Linked DNA regions of Homo sapiens: region 1 is linked to region 2. A link is a loop called in an ENCODE intact Hi-C map of the cell type or tissue named here. Cell type or tissue: Caco-2. All regions are shown on one strand. Each heading gives the region's core, and the rest is flanking DNA. Links, peaks and the distances in the headings are about the cores only. Region 1 overlaps TSPAN13 (tetraspanin 13). Region 2 overlaps BZW2 (basic leucine zipper and W2 domains 2).

Region 1 (8,343 bases), core at 76-8,075, 68 kb before region 2:
GTTAGTCACATCTACAAATATTTTTGCGGCAACATCTAGACTAGTGCTTGACCAAACAACTGGGCACCACAGCCTAGCCAAGTTCACATATAAAATCAACCATCACATTTGCCAACACCCAAGTCCTGGGTGTGATGCATATATCCTAATTCAGTTAAATTCACCAGAAGAATTACATTGTATCTTTTAAGTCTTAGAGCCAAAAAAGATAAGAAGCATGAATAAGAGTATTACTAATAAAATTCTTCTAACCCCATAGTTCTTTAAGATCTTTAAAAGATTCTTTAAATCCTTTTGGGAATTATACTACATCCTTACTATATTACTGAAATCCTTAAATATGAGAATATTAAAAGTTACACCTGCTTAAATAGTAAATTAAAAGTTAATTATTCACCGACAAGTACTTGATGCTATGTGCTAAAAGCCAGAGACAAGACATCCCTATTAGAACAGGGCTTGGCAAACTTTCTCTGCAAACGGCCAGATATTTATTATCAGGCTTTGCAGATCACATGGTCTCTGCCACAACTACCCAACTCTGCCCCTGTACACAAAAGCAGTGACAGACAATATGTAAACAAATGAGCAGGCAGGGCTGTGTTCCAATAACTATTTATACATACCAAAATTTGAATTCATATAATTTTAATGCATCACAAAATATCATTCCTCCTTTTTTTTTTTTTTTAACATTCAAAAATGTGAAACCATTCTAAGTTAGCAGGCTGTACAAAAATAGTCAATGAGATGGATCTGGCTGTGGGCTGTAGTTTTCGGACCCCTGCTCTAGAAGTCGGTATAGAAGAGAATGAAAAATTACAATAGGACAAATAATCAAATAATTGCTAACCGCCCCCCCCCAAGATTTTTTATAAGGCGAGTAAGAGTATAGAACAATAATCTCCCCCTGACACACAAAAAAATTCAGATAAACAGAATAGCCCAGCTGACCCCTCTGTGAATATAATCTTCAGTAGTAAAAGAATAAGTATTTATTATTTATTTATTTTTTATTTTATTTTATTTTTTGGAGACAGAGTTTTGCTCTCTCACCCGGGCTGGAGTGCAGTGGCGCAATTTCGGCTCACTGCGACCTCCACCTCCCGCGTTCAAGTGATTCTCCCACCTCAGCCTTCCCAGTAGCTGGGATTACAGGCATATGCCACCACGTCCAGCTAATTTTTGTATTTTTAGTAGAGACGGGGTTTCACCATGTTGGCCAGGCTGGTCTCGAACTCCTGACCTCAGGTGATCCACCTGCCTCGGCCTCCCAAATTGCTGGGATTACAGGCATGAGCCACCGCGCCCGGCCAAGGATAAACATTATCTTATGTGGTAAAAGATGGAACTAAATTAAGGATCTTTAAAGGAGGTGCTTATCCTAGATTATGAGGTGGGCCCTAAATGTCATAACAGGTATCCTTAAGAGAGAGGCACAGGGAAATTAGAGAGAGACACACACAATGTAGAAAGTGACATAAAAAAAAGAGGCAGAGACTAATGCAGCCACAAGGAATGCCAGCAGCCACCAGAAAATGGAAGACGCAAGAACAGATTCTCCCCCAGGTCCCTGAGAGAGCCTGACTCTGTGGACACCTTGATTTTGGACTTCTGGTCTCCAGGACTGTGAGGGGATAAATTTCTGTTATTTTGAGTCACCATGTTCGTGGTAATTTGCTACAGCAGTCCTAGAAAAGAAATACAGAACAATTCACCTATTTGGAGTTTGACAAATCAGGAACCTCTCACTGTTATAGAACCTGCCTGGAATTTTACCATCAGTGGAATCCTTATCATGTAGCTGGGGTGAAGTGTTCTGGTACCCTCATGGGCATCCTCGCCGCAAAGCAAATACATTATCTGCATCATCGTTTCGGCAAAATGAGGAAACTCTTCAATGCTCACTCAGTTGCCAACTAATAGGCTCATTAATAATGAGAATCTATTAATGTAAATGTAAAGAAAAGATCTCTACAACCAAAAAGAGGGGAGAAAACACTATTTAGTTCTCAGATTAGGCTTTATGCTATTATTGAGAATGTTATCTAGAATATTCACAAGTACCTCTGTTCTGGTTTTTTTCTTTTCCTGCAGATAGAGGCAAAAAAGAGGCTGCTTCCTTCTACATAACCCTCTGTCAAGGGCATTCCTCACCAAGTTGATTCTGCTGTGTCTTCAATATAGTTTTCAGTCTACCCTAATTACCACTACCAGGCAGTCCTCTAAAACCATCAAAGAGGGTTTCCTATCGCTGCTTTTGCAAATTAACACAAGTGTAGTGGCTTAAAATAACACAAATGTATTGCCTTACAGTTCTGGAGGCTGTGTTGGTCAGGTTGTACTCCTGAAAGCTCCAGAGGGAGAATCTGTTTCCTTGCTTCGTCTAGTTTCTGAGGGTTTTCTGCATTCCTTGGCATATAACCCCTTCCTCTGTCTTCAAAGCCAGGAGCATATCATGTTCAAACCCCTCAAATATGCACATCATTTTTTGACTCTGACCCTCTTTCCTCCCTCTTCCAAGGACCTGTGTGATTCCATAAAGCTCACCCAGATAATCCAGAATAATCTCCCCATCTCAAGATTCTTCATTTAATCACATCTTCAAAGTCCTTTTAGTTATGTAAAGTAACGTGTTTGTAGGTTTCAAGGATTAGGATATGAACGACTTTTTGGAGTGTGTGGTTATTTAGCCCACCACAGAGGGTTCTTGGAACATGGGCAACTGAGCTACCACAGAATCCTTTCAGCTACAAATATTTTAAAACACTGAAAAGACTGTAACATTTTATTTAAATACGTAAGTGAGCACAGAAAAACTATGGGAAATTCCTACAGGTCAGAAATGAAAGGAGAATCGAAAGCTAGAACTGTAAGCATACAGCTGGTGCTGTGGGGTCCCATGAGCAGGTGGGGAAGGAGTTCCTGGATCAGAACAGTCCCTAACGGGAAAGGATTTAGGTTTCATAGCAGAGCTAGGAAGTGGAACTGAGACCCTTGCATAACTGGGATCTCCAAAAAGCTGTATTTTCAGTGTCAGGGGTTAGAGAAAAACCACAACAACCTATCCAGAAAGAGAGCAAAGACTTTTCAGTCTCTTCAAAAAGTTTTCAAGAAAGAGAAACACGAGCCTATCAAACAAGAGCCTATCATGCCCATGCTTGCAGTCTAAGAGTACACTGCCTCAGGCATGCAGGAATCCTCAAGACAAACAATTCAAATAAAAGCTGATTACAAGAGGTGACGGCATTTGGGGGAGAAAAGCTCATAAACGCATATCCAAAATTTGCTCAGGAGGGACCCTTCCAAATCCCAGCCCTTACAGGATTCCCAAAGAAAAAAATAAAAACATTGCTGCCAATCAAAAAATCACAAAATGACTAAGAAAAAAATTTACCATGAGAGAGATATGACAAATATAACAAAAGAAGGATAAAAGCTCCCAAGAACTTGAGATGACAGAACTAACTGAAGGAGACTAAAACAAAATATTTTAAACTGACTAAAAAGATAAAAGGGGGCTGGGCGCGGTGGCTCACGCCTGTAATCCCAACACTTTGGGAGGCCGAAGCGGGTGGATCACTTGAGGTCAGTTGTTCAAGAGCAGTCTGGCCAACATGGTGAAACTCTGTCTCTACCAAAATATTTTTTAAAAAATAGCCGGGTGTGATGGTGGGCACCTGTAATCCCAGCTACTTGGGAGGCTGAAGCAGGAGAATCACTTGAACCCGAGAGGCAGAGGCTGCAGTGAGCCGAGATTGTGCCACTGCACTCCAGCCTGGGCAACAGAGTGAGACTCCATTTCAAAAATAATAATAATAATAAAATAATAAAATAAAAAATATTAAACAGAAAAATAAAAAGATAAAAGGGGAATAAAAACTATTTTAAAAACCCATATTTTTAAAAATGCAAACTTAAAAAAGAGTCACATAAAACAAACCCAATGGTAGGAGAAAGAAGAGAAACTTACAATAGAAAGAATACATAAAGCTTCATTAAAGGAGAGAAAAGTAACAGCCCTTGGCAAAATTATTTAAGAGAAAGGTTAATAATAAATCCTTCCAAATTTTTAAACTGATAAATACCGATCAAAAAGCCAAAGCAAAAATCACACTCAGTGACAAAAGATAGGAAAGATTATTCTAGCTAATGGTAAGATAAAAATAAATCATAAACATTTTCTCCAAAATTCAGGAATAAGACAGGGTGTGGACTTTCACCACATCTATTCAGCATTGTGGTGGGGTTTTAGACAACTAAGTGTAAATACAAAATAACAATGGGAGGAGAGAAACACAGCTTTCATTATTCAAAAATTATTAGGAGCATCTACAAAGGAAATCCAAAAAATCAAAAAAAAATTAAAATTGGTAAGAACCAGCAAAGTTGCTAGAAACAGAATCAATACACAAAAATCAACAACATGCTGATGCACCAAAAAAAATTTTTTTCACATACTTTTTAGGATATAATTTGTAATATACCCCCAAAATATAAGATATATATGAAGAAATCCAACAAAAGTAGTCCAAGATCTTCATGAAGAAAATTGTGAAATGTATTTGAAGAACATGAAAGAAGACCTAAAATAAACAAAGAGATAAAGAAGATTAAGGAGAAAAGCTTGTATCTGCTGCACTTTTTCTTAGCCCAGCTGCACTGTCACCAGAACCATGAAGAAGAAATGCTCCTGGTGGCAAATCAGTCCTGTCAGTGGTTCAATCTAACTGTCCTGAATGCCACCCTTGTTGTTGTTTTCACCCATGTCTGCAAAACTTGAGCCTGACTCTACATATTTTGGATATATTTCTTTTTTTTAAAGTAAAATTAAATAGATTTTAAAAATTTAAAAACTAAATAAGTTAAAAACCATCTAACAAATATCAGAACCTATTATAATGGCCAGGCACAGTGGCTCATGCGTGTAATCCTAGCACTTTGGGAAGCCAAGGCGGGATGATCACTTGAGGTCAGGAGTTCGAGACCAGCCTGGCCAACATAGTGAAACCCTGTCTCTACTAGAAATACAAAAATCAGCCAGAAATAGCTTGAACCCAGGAGGCAGAGTTTGCAGTGAGCCAAGATCACGCCACTGCACTCCACCCTGGGTGACAGAGCAAGACTCTGTCTCAAAAAAAATAAAATAAGAGATATGACAAATACCTCATTTTAATGGTTCAGTCGTTAAAGCAGGTAACTGATACAGATCTAAATAAGCCAGCAGCATAGTCTTTGAGAGAGGCAAAATTCTAAGTCAGCAGAGAAAGAGTAGACTTTAATAAGTAGCCTTGTGACAACCACCTTCTCATTTTGAAAACTGATATTATTAATCCCTACCTCAAACCATAAACTCTACTTTAAGCACAACTTAAAAGTATAGAAAATATTTTAATGACTTTGTGGGTAAGGAAAAATTTCTTTGAAACAAGTTTCCAAAAATGCGCATATAACACTGACATGGCATTTACTCTGTTTAAGAAAGTATTATAAGGGTTTTACATTTATTAACTAATTTAATCTTCACAAAAACCCTAAGAGGTAGGTACTGTTGCTTCCATTTTCCAGATGGGAAAAGCTGTGCACAGAGTGAGATGTTAAGTAACTTGCCCAAGGTTAGACAGTAAGGAAGGGATAGAGCTGGGATATGAACCCAGGCTACCTGGCTGTAGATCTGTGTTTTTACCTGCCGTACCATCCAACCTGTTACAAATTTAAACTTCTGTACTGTACAGTGAAAAATACGAGACAAATGTGAGAGACACCTAGGACTAGGAGAATATATTTCCAGCACACATATTAAAAAATGCCTACAGGCCAGGTGCGGTGGCTCACGCCTGTAATCCCAGCACTTTGGAAGGCCAAGGCAGGCGGATCACCTTAGGTCAGGAGTTCAAGACCAGCCTGGCTAACATGGTAAAACCCCATTTCTACTAAAAATACAAAAAATTAGCTGGGCGTGGTGGCACCCGCCTGTAATCCCAGCTACTCGGGAGGCTGAGGCAGGAGAATCGCTTGAACCTGGGAGGAGGAGGTTGCAGTGGGCCGAGATGGTGCCACTGCACTTCAGCTTGGGCAACAAGAGCGATACTCCATCTCAAAAGTAAAAATAAAAATAAATAAAAAATAAAAATGAATACAAATGAACTTAAGACAAAAAGCAAACTGAAAAGTGGTGAAAGGTAGTAAGAGTCAATTCACTGAAGAAGAATTTGAAAGGCCAATCAACACATGAAAAATGTTAAATCACATCAAAAATCAGGGAAACAAAAATTAAAACAAGGAAATACCATCTCACATGCACTAGACTGGCAAAAACTAAGCCTGATGACACCAAGAATGTAAAGAACCTAAAACTTGTGTACAAGTAGGAATATAAATTGTTGTAGCTACTTTATATAACAAATTAACACCACCTAGGAAAATTATATGTATCCCTTACTACCCCAGCAATTCTGTTTCTAGGTTAATCCCCAAGAGAACACCTATGTACCCAACTAGATATATACCAGGATTCTACCACAACCTTGTTTGTTACAGTAAAAAATTAAAAACATTTTCAAACATCACGACTAGGGAATTCACAGACTCTGGTGTGATCACACAATAGAATACAAATGATTTTTATCTATTTCTATTAAATTGACAAATTTCAAAAAAATGTAAAGGAAATCAGACAAGTTGCATAAATACAGATAAAACATACCATTTATATAAATTTTCAAACACAAAAAACAATACTATATGTTATTTGTAGATAATTAATGTATATAATATATGACATTGTCATACACATTCATGGAAGTGACAGATCTTGATTTCAGAACAGTGACTACCTTTGAGAGGGGAAAATGGGAAAGGGACTGGAGAGTTGGCCTTTAGCTACAGAGTAACATTTAACTTCTTAAAAGAGAGATTAGCTGGGTTCAGTGGTGTGCCTATAGTCTCAACAGTAGCTGGGACTTGGGAGGCCGAGACAGACTGCTTGAGCCCAGGAGTCCTGGGCTGCAGTGCGTTGTGACTGCACTTGGGAATAGCCACTGCACTCCAGCCTGGGCAACAAAGAGAATCCTCATCTCGAAAGAGAGAGAGAAAAAAAACACTGGCATATGTGAAATGTATAAAGCCAGTGAGTTCACAGGGGTCTACCATATTATTTCCTGAGCATATGAAATTTCCTAATTAAAACTAGCCTTGAAAAATGTAACACCCCCTTCTTACTAAGTCACCAATTCTAAATTCTTCTGCTTTGCATTCCTCTGTAAATTGGTCTAACTTTCCTCATTCAGCCTTAGCTCCCACTATCTCCCAAACCCAGCTACTTAAATCTAGACATTCTCACTTGTCTCTCAGATATTTCACCTCAATCCCCATCTATGCATATTCAAGAGCAGTCCACATTCCCTCCTATAATTTGTTCCAATTTAGGAAAGAGGAGGCTTGGGAATGAAGGTGGTATACAACTGAAGGCAACAGGCAGTAAGTTGCTGATTCTCCACACGTTTGTAACAAAAGGCAATGCTCTAGGTCCATCACACTCAGATGGTTTCAAAAGTGAACCAAGACACTGCCCTATCCCATTTTCATGCCCAACTCCTAGATGCACATATGCACACACATGCACACGCAAATACACATTCTCATTTGTAAGGGCCATTCCCAAAGGTGAAAGAAAACATAGAATCAACTGTCCAATCCAAAACAAATTTTGCACTTATTACAGCAACAGCGAAACTGTACATCATAAACTTGTTTGTGCTAATCAATTTTCTAATGAACACCCAAAAATATGTTGGATTTTTTCATTTAAAAAGCTAAAAACAATGTGTTTTCTTGTGTATGACTGGTGTTTCTAACACATTATTTTAAAAATCCCCCAAATACCCAAGTTAACTTTTAAAATTATAACACCTAAAGACTTATAATATGCCTCTAATGAGATCTGATTATCAGTGTATCCTTAACTTTACTAAAAAGGAGACTTTTAAAGATAATAGTAAAACAATTTATTTCTCAGTAGTGATAATTATGTGTTATGGCTGGTTTGTAATTGTGAAGAGAACAAGATTATATGAGGTCTTCCAAACCAGTGATCTAAAAATTGTTGATTCAAACAGTTAACTCTAACAGCATAATTAAAAAGCCTAGGTTTGTCACTAGAACTTGCTAGACAAAGGAACTCCAAAGAATCTTTTGTTCTATTATAATAACAGTTTCCTTATGAAATCAACTGGAATAGAAAGTAAATGTACACCTATGACAGTTTCCTTCCCTTTGGGAGACAATGCTGATAAAAAGGAATTATGTGTCTGTTAATTCATTGCTGGTAATGTTTTTATAAGC
Region 2 (8,343 bases), core at 145-8,144:
ACCTTCCGATTCGGATTCTAGGAGAGAAGAAAGAAGTGAGATATTTCCTCCCAGATTCCTCTAATTAAGGTCAAAAGTTACTACAGTCACCAACCCAGAACCCTGCCATTGCACCAGCATACTTTTACCCTAGGCACCCATTATAAGGTAAAATAGTCACATGAGGGCAGATAGCAAACTCTTGCTCTTTTCTGCTTTCACGTAAATTTTGCCTGTCTAAAAATGCAACATGCATACATATACAAATACCTATAAATGAATACATTTTATATATATTAAATTTATACATATAAATTATATAAAAATTTGAATATATATAAAATTAAACAATATAACTTTTCTTCTTTGGATCACCTAAGATAAACTTTTTATTCTTTTTTTTTTTTTTTTTTGAGATGGAGTCTCACTCTGTTGCCCAGCCTGGAGTGCAGTGCTGTGATCTTGGCTCACTGCAACCTCCGCCTCCTGTGTTCATGCCATTCTCCTGCCTCAGCCTCCCGAGTAGCTGTGACTACAGGTGCCCACCACCATGCCCGGCTAATTTTTTATATTTTTAGTAGAGACACGGTTTCACTGTGTTAGGCAAGATGGTCTCGATCTCCCGACCTCATGATCTGCCCGCCTTGGCCTCCCAAAGTGCTGGGATTACAGGCGTGAGCCACCGTGCCTGGCCTGAACTTTTTATTCTTAATTGAATTCACTTTATTTATTTATTTATCGAGATGGAGTCTTGCTCTGTCATCCAGGCTGGCGTGCAGTGGCGCAATCTTGGCTCACTGCAACCTCTGCCTCCTGGTTCAAGTGGTTCTCCTGCCTCACCCTCCCGAGTACCTGGGACTACAGGCGTGAGCCACCATACCTGGCTAATTTTTTTGTGTTTTTAATAGAGACAGGGTTTCACTATGTTGGCCAGCCTGCTCTCAAACTCCTGACCTCAGGTGATCCACCCACCTCTGCTTCCCAAAGTGCTGGGATTACAGGTGTGAGCCACCACACCTGGCCTGAATTCACTCTTACTCATTATTATCCTTCCACTTTATATTTCCATTATTTAAAATTGCCAGTTAATTGGTAAAGGTGTCATAAAAATCTATAGAATTCCATAATGCGTGATTAAGCTAAATGTATTTTTCTCCTTTCACATCTACTAATCATTTCTTCCTTATTGTCCTCCATCAGAGTGGATAATTTAAGCATTTCATTTCTTTCTTTGTTTTTACATGTAGAGATTTTTATTGCCGTGATTTCAGAAAGGAAAGCTAAGATGTTGGCAAAATGTTTGATACGAAAGATAACTCTAGAATTTTAGTTTTAGAAAATCAAGTAAAATCTGTGGAAGAGGTAAATATTTTGACATATAATGAGACAGTGTTTAAAGGTCATCAATGTTTGTAAACAGAATCATACCTTCTTCTGCATTTTGTAACCACTCAACAAATTTCTTCATCTGGTCAAGAAAAACACTTTTGCCTTTAGCAACATGTGCTTCCTTATACCATTTCAGTATTGCTTCTTCGCTCAGAACATCAGCTGCAATTTTAAATCAAAGATTTCAAAGTTACTATACAAATGTCATGTTTCAAAACAACTTCATGTATTACAGTTTAATAGAAAGCAATCATTTTAAATATAAAGCATTCTGTTACTTATCAGAAGAGAGGAACCAAGTTGATTTTCATGTAGCATAGTGCCATATTTTGATAGCTTACTAAAGGCTTAAGTACTGATGATGATGATATACATCTTCTTAGGCATGATATAATGCAAGCCTATAGCTCACTACTAGGACTTGGAAATCTCTCACAGTGCTAATTTGCTGGTAGGAAATAGAATTGTTTTGTAATTTTGCAAATGAACCAGCAATTCCAGCATTTTAGAACATTTTGGGTCCTGCCAAGTTCAACCATATCTTGATTAAAGAGTAACCTCAAATGACCAGTGTCTTTTAAGGAGATTGGGATTTTCTTTTTTTAGGAGAAAAATGACAAAGGAAAAAAATGTAGATAGTATGCAATAATGATGTTAGCAATTAGATATAAAGAGGAACTTCTGGGCTATGTTGTGGGAGTAATACACACCTAAACTGAAGTTCTACACTTTCTCCATCACTAAATCACGACTTATTTTCCCACAGTATATCCCAAATTACAAGAGTAATATTTTTCCTCTACTACATTAAGACAAAATAGACATATTAGCTAATTTCCTACAGGTTTCTAAAAACAACAAAAAATGTTAACTATCTTTTGTCTAAAACTCTAAATTCCACAAATGTGCCTTGATATTCTCAACATAACATTAATTGAGAGTATTTAATGTTAAGAATAGGAAGGAGAATATAAAAATAAGTGTACATAGTCTCCCAATGTTCTAATGGGTTGTTCTAACATTCTTCTAATGTTCCAATGTTCTAATGGGTTGTTGTTTGGGAATCTGTAGTGGGAAACGAGACAGAAAACAGGTACAAAGCATTTATTATTGTCCCCGAGATGTGCTCAATTCATTACAAATACTGATAAAGCCATATAATGTTAATAAATTACTTTAATGATATCTTTTCAGTTAAAATATAATTTCAACTTATGAAAATGACAGAAACAATTTAATATTGTTTTCATTTAAAACATCACTGGTAGTTTCATAACAAAAACATTGGCTTTTTTTATTTTTAAAGAATTATTGGCTCTTGGAAAATGTTCTTGAATTAAATTGAAGAGGCTGAGCTGACTAAAATGAACATGATTTGTTTATGAAAATAAAAGGTTTTTTAAAAAAACATGTTTATTATCATCACTAAAAACATTACATTTTGCAAAGGAAGCAAGAAGTCTGGATTTACTTATAGAGCCTGGATGTAAGAGCTACAATCAGGGGTCCTGTAGACTTATTCTTAGCTTCTAGTTATTTTAGCTCTTTGTTTCCAGCTCTCCACTGAGATAAAAGAAATTTCTACCAGCCATCAGAGCCTAATTGTCATAGAGCTGAGGAGCAGGCAGTTGTGTCCCGAGGAAGTGACCTGTTATTGTGTAAGACTGCCTTGCAGAGACTTTTAAAGAACATTAACAGGGATTTTAAAAGACCCTTTTATATAACTTGTAAATTATCTTTAAGATGCTTATGATTAGATCAGTAATTATCAAACTGTTTGGATCATGTCTTCCTGCCTGTAGGATAATTTTGAGCATATACACCCAACATATGTATATTTTTGAGTTTATAAATTATATTCATGCACTATTAAACTATCATTATTAATGTTCTGCACAAACAATATAATTTTAAACTGTGACAAACATGGAAAGGAGAATTGTTTTTTTTCTCCACACCTTAATGAATTGAGGATGATACAAAGTACAGGTTGGAAAGCTGATGTAGACTGCAGTTTAGTGATACTATTTGTCTGAGCTTTCCTTTTGAAGGTTGAGAGCACATTCCTGTGTTTTATTGCCTCACAGAGGCTGAAGGAGACCATGCAACTACTAAAATGCTTGTCAATGTCAGTGCTTGTGAAAAGCACACTAAATGATAGGTAAAACCTATCAAATGCATTGTTTATTGCAAATCTTGTGCCTTGATATTCTTAAGTTACCATTAATTGAGAATATTTAATGTTAAGAATAGGAAGGAGAATTTAAAATAAGTCTACATATTAACGGCGCAATGTGGAGTTCTTAGAAGAACCCAGGGTAGTAACAACTACTTGCTGAAAGATCAAACTTCTAGTACCAGAGAATTATTAATTAAAAGCTACTGAAGTATCTACACAGAGCACCATATGAGGCAAAGTATGAACATCGAAGAGTTTAAGAAGAAATTAAACTTCTATTTAGTGAAAGGAAAGGTCTGAAAAGGAAGGAACTCCTTGAGGGACAAAGAATTCAGACAATTTTTTCCCTCACTAAGGATAAAGTAGGGAAAAGAGTTAATTAAAACTGAGAAACCATTTTTGGTGGGATATTTCATAAATGCCTATTAGGAATATAGAATAACAGTAAAAGACAGTAAGAAAGGAAGACATTGTATGATGGCACATAGAGACTGGAATATATGTTTTCCCCTTCTATCTGGCCAACTTCTTCATAATGTCTGGTGAGATACATGTACCTTGAGAGCCTTCACTTCTCCCCCTCCAAATTACCTTTAACAAGTTAGGTGCCCTCCCTCTGTGGTCCTATCCCTTCTGACACCCTCTGTGTGAGGCTTATTTCAGCAATTGACATGGTGAGTGTAATTCTTTGTTTTCTTCTACATCCTGAAATTCAGGAAGTCAGGGACTATATTTTGTTCATCTCATTTCCAGCATTTAATGAAAGACCTGCCCTATAGTATCGATTCAACACACGTTTAAGGAATAAATTTGTTAACTTGATGAGAAAAAATAAATATTTCTCAATTTGTAGAGTTCTAATGTATTCATGAGGATCGAAGAGACAATACTGTAAAAGTGGCTTGAGAACTGCTAAATTTTAGATCATGTTAGTTATTTAGAAACTTAGTCTGAAACTATGTCACTTGAAACTCTTGAAATTCAGAAATTTTTTTATTAGGAATGTCACATAGGGACACAAGTCAAAAATAATTTACCCTAAGAATGCTGGGAATATATGCTGAGAAGGGCACTCACCCTTTTTTAGAACTAGAATAAAAAACTCCTTTTAGAAAAATTTGCATGCAGGATAGAATTTAACCTAAAAAATTTCTGCAAACAAGAAAACCCATGATAGAGATAATAACAGTACTTGACAAGGTAGTTTTACACATTTTAGACCATGCTGAGTCTATGGGACTTATCTTCAGGGAAAAAAGAAGAGAAAATTATTTTTAAAAGTCAATAATGTGATGCTTGAAAGTTAGCAATGGATTTACTGTTTCTTACTACCTTAAAAATATGCAAATCTAGATTTTAATACAGAGAGTCTTTGCAAAATGACCCATCACCACTTTTTTCTTTGCTGACTAGCATTATTTAGTTTATTTGCTTTTATTCCACTGTTATTTATGTAAAAGATTTATAAATCTTTCAATAATGATATTCAATTAAGTAATTAGATTTGCCAAGGGGGACATGGCTAATCATATGCCCAAGTTTCTGCTATCATCAAGTTCTGGACATGTTGGGAAAGGGGAGGTGTGTGTGTGTCCATGTATATGTTTGTGTGTGCTCTGTGTGTCAGAGAGAGATAAAAATGAAAATTAAAATGGAGCAACGGTTTCCATTACATTTTAAAAACTTGTTTTAGAGCACTACGTTCCTTATGACAAACAAAAGGAATCCACAGAAACTTGGTAAAAGAAGCAGAGAAGACACTACTCCATATGTGTAAAATGTGGGTATGTACATGAAATCAAAGGTAAGTATAATCTTGAACATGTCACTGGAGTTCATAGCATCTGTTGCTTCTTGAATGCTATACACTTTACACCAGTGGTCCTGGTACAACAGTCAGAGCATCAGCTTGGAAACTTGTTAAAATGAAAATTCTCAGGCCCAACCCTGGCCCTACTGAATCAGAATCTCTGGGGGAGCTGTGTTTTATAACAAGCTCTCTGGGTAATTCTTAGGCATATTAGGAAAGGAGTGCTTTAACACTCACTGTTTACTAAGTCTCCCTCTAGGCATATAAAACACGGAATGAGAGCATCCAAATCTTTACAGAAACAAATCAAATACATGTCTCCTGGTGCACAAGTGTTTGGTGGACAAAATAAGGTGAAAGTAAAAATCTGGCAAAAAAGAGACAAGATGGTAAACATAGTTAACACAGTAACGCTCTTAACGGTGGTATGGAACAATCATTCCTCAGGGATTGCATGTTCTCCAGAGAAAACATGGAATCATTTCACTTAAGAAAACAGACTATATATATCATTCTGTGGAAAATTACAAAATTACCTAGAAAATGGTATTGAAAATGTTAGTTCAGTGATGTGTTTTAGGTTTACATTTTTAAAAAAGTTTCCCAATTTCATTTCCAAAAATAACTAAGGCAGAAATAAAATTGATGTTGACACTCACCCTTCCTGTGTTCCCTGGGGCCAGGTCATACTTGCCACAGACCTCACTAACTTTAGGTTATTTAAACGCTGATTACCTAGTTAATCAATGAGCCTAAGAGCTCATGCCTCTTCTTTTTACTTCCTAGTGCTTACTTCTTGAGTTATTTTCTAATTTCAGGTCATACTGACCCTTAGCATCTGGGGCTGATGAAGAAGAAAAAACTCAAAGTAGCCAGTTTTACTACCTGTCAGTAGTTGTTATAAGAAGTCTAAGTCTAAAGGAAAAGGAGGTTGGCATTAGTGGTTAAAATGAGAAATCTGAAGGATTTTAATAGTTCATGTGCCACCTAGATGTCATTTCCCGTAACAATGGGTTTGCTGATTCTTTGTGATTTCATTACAATAATACGATAGGGTGCTCCTGAAGATGAGACTCCGACAACGATGTCTCAGTTAAAAAAAAAAATTGGTGAGAAACACTGGTTGGGTTATCTTTTATATGACAAGAAAGCAAACTATGTTCAGGTAACTAACTAGTTTACGAACAGTTTGGTTTTCCGTAGTGGAAAAAATTGACCACCCTCAAAACAAATGTGAAACCTGTCCCATAGGTCTCTCTGCCAGTTTTACAAATGGAGCCAGCTGTGGCCACAGAAGGTTGGGCCCCACTTCTCGTTCTTGGCTGCTGGGTACCATCTATGAATTGGTAACATGGCTTGCAGGTTTGGTTCTGATGGGTGGATCACTTTGGGTATCATTGGGTGGGGCCTAGTTTTAGGACACTGCTATCTTATGACTAAATCCAAGAAGACCCAACTCAGGTCTGGTTGGAGAAAATACCAATTACTGAACTTCAAGTGGCAATGGGTGGCCATCATATTTTCCTCCTGACTATTATAATTGTTGCTGAATACCTCTGTGCCCTGAAAAAGTAAAATATCACCCAAACACTTGTGGACAAGATTCATTCATTTGAGGAATCTACGTGGCCAATAAAAATTCATTGTGAAATGCTATTAAGCATTTTTAAAAGAGCTATTATTTATCTAAAACCTTTATTTTCCAAATTCCCAAGATATAATTCAAAAGAGACAAATTTAGGAACACATGAAAGGGAAAATAAACATTTGGCTGGTATTATTTTAACTTTTCTGATATGATATTTATGAACATAATAACATAAAATAAACATGTTATAATGTTCAAAATGTACCACTTCTTAAGTGTTCCTTTTTCTCCCTCACAAAACTACATAAATGTAGGCCCAAAAAATAGCCTAGGACATTTCTGTATGCTGTAGGTATACAGATTGGGATCGGTTAAAACCTTTAGCATTCATATTTTAGTGCCAGTTGTCATAGCAACCTAATCCTTATAAATACAATGAAAAGACAGTAAATGTGAAAACCTAAAAATAGCCATTCCCTTGGAAAACAGGAGAATGGCTGGGCCAAGTAACTAAAATACAAAGTAAAAAGGCTAATTACTTCAGTAATTTTAAAGTCAGATTTATGGTACCTAAAAGAGTCTGAACATAATATATATACTATTTTGATAATCATTGTTATTAGAGCTAATCCTTACAATTCAAAAACAGGCTCAATTTTATATAATTACATTTTTTTTCCACCAACCCCAAGAAACAATTACCAGTTCATCTACCAATGAGAAGTGCCCAGGGGCCTAAGCAGGGTTTCCAAGGCAACGCATATATGGCGTGTATGCCTCCTCTCTCTACATGGTATGGTTGCCTCAATAAAACTTTCACAAATTAGCATCTTGCTGTCCCTCTCTAAACAGAGCCCCATGACCTCCTCTGCCTCATTGCCTGCTCTGCCTCTCAAAGAGCTTCAGCAAAACACAGAAGCACAGCAGTGGCACGTGGATGGATACCTTTATAAAAGAGAACCACAATCTTCTGAAAGGCTTTCATGAAATGGATGTTGTCGTAGCAGTATTCCTGAACCTTCTGGAGGAGGATCAGCTCTGACTGGCCTTGGGAGCTGAACACGGCCAGCAGGGGAGCATATTGCTAGAACAGAAGTGGAGAGTAAAAGCCGTCACTTGCGTGGGAGGTACAGAGCCGACACTGCTGGAACTATAACAGTAACCTGGAGGGTTGCTTAGAAAAGACTGACTTTCAGGATTGACACCTTTTATCATCATATTGTGCCCAATGGGGTGAGGGGAACAGAACAGTAGGAACAAAGCAGTATAGTCGACCTGTGAGGGAACTGGGAAGAAGATTCACATTTTTTCAATGGCAGAGCCACAGTCCAATAATACAATGGATATTCTATGAGGATATGACCTCATTTTCGAAATATCCCTTAGACATAGCAGGCC

The links. A loop is a pair of places that touch in the nucleus more often than their neighbours do. Peaks named below come from ENCODE experiments on the same cell type or tissue, not always from the same donor. Only the 100,000 strongest peaks of a DNase experiment are listed, where the experiment ranks them.
Region 1: a loop joins it to region 2, with 3 times the contacts of the local background. A loop is called at or near these places in 5 of 110 quality-filtered maps.

Annotation. Positions count from the first base shown.
Region 1 is chr7:16,765,686-16,774,028 of GRCh38, reverse strand. All of the region lies in intron 1 of TSPAN13 (tetraspanin 13), which reads right to left. Among named protein-coding and RNA genes, the nearest start is that of TSPAN13, 16 kb to the right of the region's middle. In Caco-2, for the core only: no CTCF peak of the experiment used is centred there; a DNase peak (open chromatin) is centred at 3,179.
Region 2 is chr7:16,697,734-16,706,076 of GRCh38, reverse strand. BZW2 (basic leucine zipper and W2 domains 2) reads right to left here. Exons shown (of 12, transcript NM_014038.3): 10 at 7,891-8,029; 11 at 1,408-1,530; 12 at 1-17. Among named protein-coding and RNA genes, the nearest start is that of TSPAN13, 52 kb to the left of the region's middle. In Caco-2, for the core only: no CTCF peak of the experiment used is centred there; no DNase peak of the experiment used is centred there.